2 separate regions of the Homo sapiens genome follow, and region 1 is linked to region 2. A link is an interaction called in ENCODE POLR2A ChIA-PET data of the cell type or tissue named here. Cell type or tissue: GM12878. All regions are shown on one strand. Each heading gives the region's core, and the rest is flanking DNA. Links, peaks and the distances in the headings are about the cores only.

The links. Peaks named below come from ENCODE experiments on the same cell type or tissue, not always from the same donor. Only the 100,000 strongest peaks of a DNase experiment are listed, where the experiment ranks them.
Region 1: POLR2A ChIA-PET joins it to region 2 with 5 read pairs; 1 of 35 experiments calls an interaction of 5 or more read pairs at or near these places.

Annotation. Positions count from the first base shown.
Region 1 is chr18:36,632,682-36,638,061 of GRCh38, reverse strand. The region is part of intron 10 of FHOD3 (formin homology 2 domain containing 3); the gene reads right to left. Among named protein-coding and RNA genes, the nearest start is that of TPGS2, 190 kb to the left of the region's middle. RefSeq lists an enhancer at 2,086-2,175. In GM12878, for the core only: no CTCF peak of the experiment used is centred there; DNase peaks (open chromatin) are centred at 1,621, 2,161 and 4,051; H3K4me3 peaks cover 536 bases; H3K27ac peaks cover 3,446 bases.
Region 2 is chr18:36,364,493-36,369,872 of GRCh38, reverse strand. The region is part of intron 2 of FHOD3 (formin homology 2 domain containing 3); the gene reads right to left. Among named protein-coding and RNA genes, the nearest start is that of FHOD3, 69 kb to the right of the region's middle. RefSeq lists an enhancer at 2,585-2,634. In GM12878, for the core only: no CTCF peak of the experiment used is centred there; DNase peaks (open chromatin) are centred at 2,682 and 3,812; H3K27ac peaks cover 3,496 bases.

The sequences.
Region 1 (5,380 bases), core at 91-5,090, 270 kb before region 2:
GTCTCCTTTGACCAGAAATAACCACTGTTATACATTTGGTGAATAAACATCTAGATTTTAAAAAAAACATATTATTCTACAATCTTTTTACATAGCAAATGATTTGACAACTACGTTAGCACTTCTGGTATTGGTATTGTGCATTTCTTCTACCTGCTGGTGGCATCCACAACATAAATCATCCAAAAGTAGACGTTTTACTGATCTAGCTAGTCCCCAATTGTTTGCCATGCTGTACCACAGGGATGCAGTAAGGCCTCTCCCTGTCCACATCCTTGTGCACTTCTGGAGGGTCTCCTCAAGGATATATTCTCATATCCCTGTAACCCTCTATCTACCACATGGCCCTGCTGGCTCGCTTCAAAAGCCCTCTTCTAAAGCTACTCATATTTACTTGCTATAATATTTGCACTCTGTCTTATGAAACTGTATGTTTTGTAAGGTTCATGTTCACCACTGTATTCTCAGATCCAAGAACATGGGAGGCACAAGGAAATAGGAGTTGGGGCCTAGTACGGTGCCTCACACCTGTAATCCCAGCACTTTGGGAGGCTGAGGCAGGCGGGTCACGTGAGGTCAAGAGTTCAAGACCAGCCTGGCCAACTTGGTAAAATCCCATCTCTACTAAAAATACAAAAATTAGCTGGATGTGCTCACATGAACTCAGGAGGCGGAGGTTGCAGTGAGCTGAGATTGTGTCACTGCACTCCAGCCTGGGTGACAGAGCAAGACTCTGTCTCAGAAAAACCCCAAAACAAACAAAAACAAAAATGAAATAGGAGTTAGATGAACAAATGAATATGATTTTGTTCCTTTAGTCCCAGAAGACAGTATTCCTGTCTCAACAAAATCAGTAACTGTAATATCAAAGGTCATAAGATGTCACTATTGACTAAGAAGTCTTTTAATGTAAGGCTACTCTGAAATAACACACCTAGTATTGGGGGCTTCTCTTCTAGAGATCTGGTGGCTTGCTCATTTACTTATAGACATGAGCTATCATGGATGTGGACCCAAGTCCATAAATGCAAACAAAAACAAAGGTAGAGTCCAAGGTACTTCATAGTTGTTTTTTCCTGATCTCATGATCAAAATTATTTGACCCTCCATTTGGAAGGCAGTTTTGCAAAGCTTGTTATGAATGAAAAAATATATAGAAAAGAAAAAATAGCTTCTGAAGTCTGGTAATTCAGTATGTGTTTCATACCAGAAGGCCTGCCCACATGCATGCAGTCGTGACATGCCCACCCCCACCATCCCTGCTCTATCCAAGGACCCCTGGGAGACAAATACCTGCACCCCACAGGCCCTGACCAGCCACCTCCTTATGAGGGCTCATCTCTAGTCAGTTTTTAATCTCATGTTTATAAAACCAGAACCACATGGCTGGAAAAAAAAAAAAAAACCTCAGGAATGAAATTATTTATCTGGGGCCATGTGGATATGGTAATTGAGTACTCCTGAAGTGTGATATAATAGTCTCTGGATTCCTCACTGAGCTATCATGTCTTTGGGAAGTATGCTCTCTCGGGACGATCAAAGGCATTTAGGCTACACAGAATCATCCCAAATGTGCCCAGGCTTTCTTTGGCCTCTTCAATGTACATCTTCAGAGTTTCACTTCCCTATTTGTTCAACCTTCATCAATGAAGAGTTACCACCAGGCTGCCTCCACAGGCTCTTATCAAGAAAAAATAATCTCATTTCTCTTTCCATGGCTGCATTTGATCAACCCAGCTTAGTACTCCTTAGATAGCCCCTGCTCCATCTCCAAAGGGATCCTGGGAGTTGCAGAGGGCTATAGAGAGAAATGCTTATTCTCTAGCTGGATGACCCACACCCATGCCTGCGTGGACTGCCAGCAAAAATCGAGCCTTAGAAAGTGCTGTGAACATTCAGAACACAGAGGAGAAGGTGCATCTTACAGGAGATGTGGGGTTTGGACAGGTCAAAGGGAAACTTGGCCCTGAAAGAAAATTCCCAAAGCAAGTAAAAGATTCAACTAGGAACTTGAACCTTTCCATCTGAGGTATGTTCGCTTCCATTCCCATAGTAAACAGCTTGTTTCTTCCAGAGCCCTCATACCACCTAAGTCCACTCTAGCCTGAGAAACAGTCACACTTGATGATAACTGATGTCAAGGTTCATTGACTTGAAATGTGGGTGATGTTCTCAGTTTCTTCATTTCATGAGATGAAAGTTCTGTACATTCTCTTGCTGGTTTTCCCCAGCCAGTTCTCTGCCCATGCAGTTTATTTTTCCTGGGTTAGGGCCTCTAAACTAGAGCTTCAACCATCACCTACAGGTATTGGAGTTCCAGAAGTGCCTATCCAACTGACTATGGGAATTTCCATCTGCCTGACCCATAGATACATCCAGGAGCTTACTGACTGGCCCCAGGTTACTGATTGCCAGAGAATCACCTCAGGCCCCTTTGTCTTTGTCACCATGCAATCCAGTCATTGTCCTACAAACCACAGCCTCCTGCATTCTCAGCACCTCCCTGTACTTTCCCTTCTCTCTTCCCCTGCTTCAGTCAGGCCCCCTCCACTCCTTCCTGGACCAGCGAAAGCCCTGCACCAATCTCTTTGTGCAGCCTGCTCTCCCCCAGTGAGTTCCCCATGCTGTGCCCAGAATGCTCCTGCAGAAACACTACACTGATTTTCACTTAATCATTTGAAATTCATCAGTAGCTCCACTTGGCCTTAAGGATAAAATTTTGCCAATTTCTTCAGAACCTAGAAAGATCCTCAGATTCAATTCAGGGAAGTTCAAACCCACAACAAATTTGCAATCTGGTCACAACGAATATTTGAGAAGCCAATCCCGCCCCAGATACCAGGAGCATTGCAAAGTAACTTCTTCCTCATGTCCCAGTGCCTCTGCCTTTATTCAATACAGTTCCTCCCATTTCCAAGCCCACTCTCCCAGCCTTCCCAGACCTCTTCTCTCCAGGCCACCCTTTGCTATTCAACACTCAGCATGAATCTCTTGGACACTGCTGAATCACTGGCTGTATTCCAATCATACTTTTGTCAGGAGGTCACCACACTTGTCAGTGAATCCCATTTATAACAAGTCACTTACCATCAGATAAATCTTCCCAAGTAGCTACTTGCCACTCATAGTACCAATGGTTGTTAATCTGGTTGTTGTGAAATCCTCTAGCATGTTTATGCGGGTGCACAAAATATTTTCTCCAATTCACGTCCATATTCATTTAACAATTACCTTAACAGAGTAATATCCGTGAATGCTTCAGGGCATGGATTGATGATAATAACAGCACTGGGCAAAGCACATATTTGTGTTAACTCTCCCACCACCGTATTAAGGAGTACAGGTACCATCATCCTGAGTTTACACACAACCACGCCTATGCCCTCCCCCACCTCACCTGCTGCTCCTTCACTGCACACGGCCAGCCTTCCTCCAGGAGCCAGGGCTGAGCAGGTCACCTGAGTTGCAGATTTTGTAGATTAACGTCATATAACACCCCATCTCACAGTATGTCTTTTGCTTGCAAATAGATTGCTCATTGCCAACTGCTTCCAAGAAAGAGATAGGGCTGCTCTACTATTCTGCTATTCTACTGCAGACTCAGGATGAATTCTCTAATCCTGGCAATGAAGTTTTGTGGACAAGGCATGGGAAGCTGTGCTGTCCTAAAACTTAGGCATGTAAACACACCTCCTTCCTGTCAAAACATGGGAAGATGAGCTCACCCCCCAGCACAGTTCCATAAGTAGGCTCCCCGATTTGCCCACTGCTTCCTGTGGCTGGTGGAAAGATGCCAAAACTCTTCTTCACTCCTGCAGGAAAATAGAAAACAACACCCCTCCAATTGCCTCCCTCCAGCTCCCACTCCAAAGGCACAGCCCCAAGGCTTGGCTACCCGCATCCTACCACCTGCTGGGCCACTAATTGGTATGCATCAGTTATGAGCCATCAAAAACTGAGGATGGCTTAGGTCTCTGCTCCTCCACAGCCTCACGATAATTGATAGTTAACTGTGGCTTCCTTTTAACTATGAGTTTCTGTTCTCTATACCTTCCCTTACTCCATCGCCAAGGTAGTGGTTACTTATGACTAACTGGAAAGCCTTGTTCCAGTGTTGCAGCTATTGCTCTGAACATTTTCAGAAGTCCCCTCTATAAAATGTCTTCAGTGCCCATTTATGAGAAAAACAAGCAAATCAGTAAGTATGATTTCAGGATCAAAATCAAACAGTGACTAAAAAACAATACAGCTCACTAAGATTACCAAGTTCCAGTAAAACATTTGCTCTGAGTGATTTTTTGCTTTCTCAACAAATCTAATTCATCCTCAAAAGATATAACATTCTCATTACTGAACACATTCTATAGATTCAGAGAGTACTTTCAGGTATGTTAGGTTCTGAGTGCAGGCTATGGACTCTGACTGCCTGGGTCCCAACCCAGCAGAGCCTCTGTAATCTGGGGACAAGCTCCTTAACCTCTCTGTGTTTCGGTTTCCTCACCTGTAAAATGGGGACGATACTCCTACCTTCTTCATGGAATTTACAATACATGTAAAATTGTTTAGTCCAATAGCCAGTACAAAGTTAATCCTCCATAAATGCTGGTGTTAGAATAGGTAGTTAGGCAGATATGACTAGGGAAGGAGAGTATCCCCCAACTCCAGGAATGTCAGGTGACCATCAAGTGATGGCCTGGCAGTTGTTAAACTGTCTTTTTAAAATAATAATTGGTCATAGCTGGTGCCAGTGAAAGGCGGTCTCCTAAGAGAGAAAAAACACATAAAGCTAGTGATCAGCAGCTTCCCAATAAGATCTGAGAAGTTGGGTGATTGGGCTCAAGCACACGCACTAAGAGGCAAAATGGCAGAGTTTAACTGGTATATGACCTTCCTCTAGGAACACTGGAAGATAAGGGGAAACTGCCTCAAGTGAGCATGCACACAACTTCAGTAAACACAGTGCACACGCAGCCCCTCCCAAGTGCCAGCAGGGCACTGCGCATGCGGACAGCCCACCTAAGGGAAGAATCAGGGTAGAAAAGACACAAACCCTGGAACCACATCAATGTATAAAACCCCAAGTCAAAGGCCAAAGAGTGCATCTGGATCTCTTAAGGCATCTGCTTGGCCCTCTTCCAAGTGTATTTTACTTTCCTTCTTTCCTGCTCTAAAATTTTTTAATAAACTCTCACTCCTGCTCAAAAACTTGTCTTGGTCTGTCTTTTGCCCCTCAGACAAATTCTTTCCTTCAAGGAGGCAAGAATTGAGTTGATGCAGACCCGTATAGATTCGCCACTGCTAACACTGGCTCCATCCCTACCTCTTCCATTGCTTACCTCCTAGACATGGAAGGAAGAAGAGCATAGCATTTTCCCAGGAC
Region 2 (5,380 bases), core at 234-5,233:
ACAATTGCCTCACTGTATAACCACCTCTAGGGCTTACAAAGGATAAAAAGAGTCCCTGGTTTTTTAGGGAACTGGTGTAACCTCAGTACTAAAACCTAACCAAAAAGACACACTGAAAATCTAAGATGCAAAAATCTAAGAAAATATTGAGAAATCAAATTATGCAATATGTAAAAATAATACAAGACCATATAAGACTCATCCCTTAGAGTTCAAGAATTAGAGTCCAATATAATAGTTTTACATGTATATAACATATATATTATATATACACATATACGTAAGTCTTCTTGACTTCTTAGGAAAACCTTATTTGGTCTTATTGTATTTTCACATATTGCTTGCTCTCTCTCTCTCTCTCTCTCTATATATATGTGTGTGTGTGTGTGTGTGTGTGTGTGTGTGTGTGTGTGTGTGTGTGTGTGTGTGTGTTTAAATAAAATAAAACAAAGGACATCCACCATAAGATCCCTTTAAATTTGGTAGCTTCCCTCCACCACTATATTTTCTAATTAGTTAAAACTGACATATTGGAGAAAGTTTCACTTTTATGTATTTCTTTTACATATGGCCATTTCCCTGCTACCACTGATTCTAAAAATCTTTTTGCTAAGTCCTTTGGCTTCTCTTAGGGAATTAATCATATCTGTTTAAAGACAATCATTTTATCCCTGCCTTTCCAGTAAATACACCCTTTTCTTCCTTCATGGCTAAAACTTTCAAAGGAAAATTAAAGAATCACAGGCATACTCCCTTCCCCACTATGGGACACTATGTCAGTTTCGGCTCAGAAATAATAATAGTTGTTAACATTTATGGAATGCTTATCATGCGCCAGATGAGGTTCTAAGTACTTTTTACAGATTTAGTATTCAGAAAATTTCTATGACGTAGTGATAGGGTTAGGCTTTGTGTCCCCACCCAAATCTCATCTTGACTTGTAATCCCCAGGTGTGAGGGAGGGACCTGGTGGGGGGTGATTGGATCAGGGGGGTGGTTTCCCCCATGCTGTTCTTGTGATAGTGAGTTCTCATAAGATCTGATGGTTTTATAAGGGGCTCTTCCCACTTTGCTTTCTCACTCACTCTCACCTGCCACCTGTAAGATGTGCCTTTGCTTCTCCTTCACCTTCTGCCATGATTCTAAGTTTCCTGAGGCCTCCCCAGCCATGCAGAACTGTGAGTCAATTAAACCTCTTTCCTTTATAAATTACCCAGTCTCAGGTATGTCTTTATAGCAGTGTGAAAATGGACAAATACAGGTAGATAACATTATTGACATTCTAAAGATAAGGAAATCAAGGCCCAGAAAAGTTAAGCAATGGAGCTGAAGTCACACAGCTAGAAAGCGACAGAGCTCAGACTCAACCCAGGCAGTCTGACCCTAGAGTCAGTGCCCCTAACATCTCCACAGAGCTGCCCCCCAGATGTGTGCTCCTCTCATTCATTCCCTCATTCTACTGGTGCCAATATCAGGCAGAAAAGGATGCTAAGCTGCTTACAGTGAATTCACATGGACAACCTCTCAAGATTTGCATCTTTAGACTATTATTTTCTGAACTCATACATACGTATGAGATGTACTCTATGAGATGCACAAAGTATATGGAGCTTTAAGACAGGAATATAGAAATCCTACCTGCATTTCCAGCCTGCTAGCCTGCCCTGAAGATTTCAGATTTGCCAGTCCCCACAACTGCCTGAGCCAATTCCTTAAAAATAAATATTTCTAGATAGATAGATTACATAGATGAGAGAGAGAGAGAGAGAGAATAGGAGCTGGTCCGTTTTCACACTGCTCTAAAGAACTGCCTGAGACTGGCTAATTTATAAGGAAAGAGGTTCAGTTGACTCACAGTTCCACATGGCTGGGGAGGCTCAGGAAATTCACCATCATGGTGGAAGGTAAAGGGAAAGCAGCACCTTCTTCACAAGGTGGCTGGGGAGAAAGCGGTGGGGAGGGATGGGGGGGTGACTGCCAAACACTTTTAAAGCCTAAGATCTCATGAGAATTCACTCACTATCATGAGAACAGCATGGGGGAAACTGCCCCCATGATTCAATCACCTCCCACCAGGTCCCTCCCTCCACACCTGACGATCACAATTTGAGACAAGGTTTGGTTGGGGACACAGAGCCAATCCATATCAGATAGATAGATATTCTCTTGGTTCTGTGTCTCTGGAGAACCCTGACTAATACAAAATTTGATATCTGCCTTCATAGGGCTTCCACATACCAAAGAGAGGCTGTCAGTATGTATTTACTGTAAGCACCTTAGCCATCCTTTTCTCCCTGATACCAGCATTCTGGGTTAGTTTTGCAGCTGCCACTCCTTTTGAGTCTGTGTTTTTGCAGCAAGATGAAGTGGAATGCGCCAAGTACCCAGAATCCAGTGACCCAGAAGGCAACGCGGCTCAGCTTGACCTTAATCTCCCCAGGGAGACTCGGATTCCTTTCCTATCAGCACAGCCACTGCCAGGGACACATCACCAGCTTCTGAACAGCCACTCTTTGGAGCAGGCAGCCACAACCAATGGGCTGCTCACAACCAAGGCCAAGGCCAAGGCTACCCAAGTGCCAAGGGGACTATCTAAAATAGATAAGCAACTCAAGGAAACCCCTATGGAGGCACACGCACCAGGGACACAACGGCACTACCGCTAAAAGAACTTTCTGAAACATCCTGCCTTCTCAGAATACACAGACTTCTGTTACAGTAATATCAGTGGCCTTGGGAAAAGTCTGGTTTAACCAACTAAGGTTCACAGAAACCTGCATGTTTCAGTTCTGACCCTGTGTCTCAAGGGAGCCTTTTTACAAGAGTAACATATAAAGCCCTTTGTGACTATAAGAACAAGTGCTTACATTATTTAATTGAGTGGTATAGAGACAGAAGCTTGATGACTTTCTCCAGCAACCAACAGTGAAATCAATGCTCCCAAGTACTCCTCCACTTAAATTAGAAGAAATAAACTATAGTTTCAGTCAAGGATAGAAACAGATGTTTCACCATCTGGCAAAAGTAGGGACAAGGGCCCCCTCAACAGTTGCCCCAGGAGTAAAAAGCTCTTAGTAAGCTTCTGGAGCTGTGGGGCTCAACTGGCACTCCATCTCAGGGATAAAGAGATGGAGGAGGATTTGAACCAGTCATCAGCTAGTAAAAGGACAGTGCTAGCTAAGATTAACTTGCCCAGAAGCTCAAAGTTTAAGCAAGAGAGGCAGTTGCCACTACATTAATCTCCGGGTGTGTTCTCTTCTCCCCTGGCAGACTGTAGAGGTAGAAAAACATCGACTCTGAAGCCAGCTGTGTGATCTTGGACAAGTTACTTAACCTCTCTGAGCCTTGGCTTTATTGTCTGTAAAATAAGATAATGTCTACCTTCTCCTGAGGGTGTGAGAATTCAATCAATCAATGCAAGTAACATGCTGTGGACATGGCTGGCATGTGATAAATGCTGAATAATGTTAGGTAATACCCTTGTTGATATTACTGTTCTTTCAGCCACTTTCTCTCCCTCGTTCCATTTGTCTTAATGTCTGAATATTCTCACTTTCTGTATGTCTCTTGCTTCATTTTTGTCTGCCTCTTCTCATTCCTCCCACCTCTCTCCTCATCATACCTTTTTCTCGTTCTCTCTTCACTGCCCATTCAAGAATCGACAATAATAATCCATTTGTTACTATTTGATGCTTTTTCCTGTTCTTCATTAAAGTTCCCATGATGTAGCATTTTAATTTTCTCAAGGGACTATACTAATGTCTGTGCCTCCTGTGTGTGCAACTCTAAGTGCGTCAGCCTCTGAGGAATGAGTCATCTACTTTAACTGGAAGGTGTGAGGAGTCCGAGACACACAGGGGACCCAGGTGGAAGCACCCTGGGCAACATGTGCTACAACCAAAGTGTGAAGTTTGTGCACTTGGGGAAAAGGGACCTACCAAAACAGGTCAACTCTCTAGATACCTTCTCAGAGAGGCCAGTCTGGTTCTCTCATCTTCCAGTTTCCTTCACCCTCACTTCAACAAGACATGAGGCAGACGGAATGAACTTTCTCAGTCAACTTCCGCTCAGCTAGTGTCCTCTCATCACAGAAGCTGGAATTTCTCCCCACACCTAGCCCGGCCGTCACCAGCTCAGTGTCTCTCTTCCATAGTCATTCCCTTACACGTTTTTTGTAAGCTTTAATGAGGTATAATTTAGGTACCATAAAACCCACCTGTTTTATGGATATAATCCACTGATTATTAGTATCTTCATAGAGTTATACAGTCATTACAATCTAACTTTTTTAACTTTTTCATCAATGCAAAAACACCCCCAAACCTTCATACCCATCTGCAATCGCTCTGTGTCCCCACACTCAGCAAGAGGCAACCACCAATCTACTCTGTCCCTCTAGAGATGTGTCTTTTCTGGCCATCTCATACAAATGAAATTAAACAGTACTTCACCTTTTGTGTCTGGCTTCTTTCACATGGCCTGTCTTCCAGGTCATCAGATATCAGATATATGATTTACAAACATTTTCTCCCATTCTGTGGCTTGTGTTTTCACTTTACCAATTATGTCTTTTGGGGATGCAAAAGGCTTTAATTTTTATGAAGTCCAAACTATTTTTTTCTCTTGTCACTTATGCTTTTGTCATATCTAAGACATGGAAAGCACATGTGGCAAGAACCATGACTGCCTAACCCAGTCATGGAGACTTGCTCCTGTTTTCCTCTGGGAGTTTCATTGTTTTGGCCCTTACACTTAGGACTATGGTCTGTTTTCAGTTCATCTTTGTGTCTGGTATGAGGTCCTTGACATCTTGATTAGCTCATTCTCTTGTCTTCCACCCTCACGTACCCTGTGATGGGACACAGCCCTTGTTCAAGCTGTTCACAGATTTCAGCTCCTGGGAAATCCTGCTGGCTCTCTTCACAGCCCCCAGTCTCTCCTTGCCAGCCTCTGCCCCCACCACCCTTCTGCTTTCTCCCCCTTCAGACACCCTAAATCTCCTGCTCACCACTCCCAGCCTTGCCTTGCTCCTCTCACAACTTGCCTTTGTGGCACAGTGTCCTCAACCGCCCATTCTTTGAAATGTCCTCTCTTCTTGCGGAGGCAGATGCTGCTGGTTACCCACTCAATACCCATTTCCCTTTCTGCCTTATAATGGGAATCCAATTGTGTTTGGAGTGACAATGTATATTCCACAATGTGGCACTCTACAATGTGGCACAGTTCTCATCAGTGAACTATAGATGGAAGTCACTGGTGGAGCTTCTGGAAAGCTCTTTAAAAGCAGCACACCCAGCCAGCACCAATACTGCTCTTCACTCTCCTCAACTAAGGCAGGGACCACTGGCTGTCACCTAATATTCATAGTGATAGCAGGAGA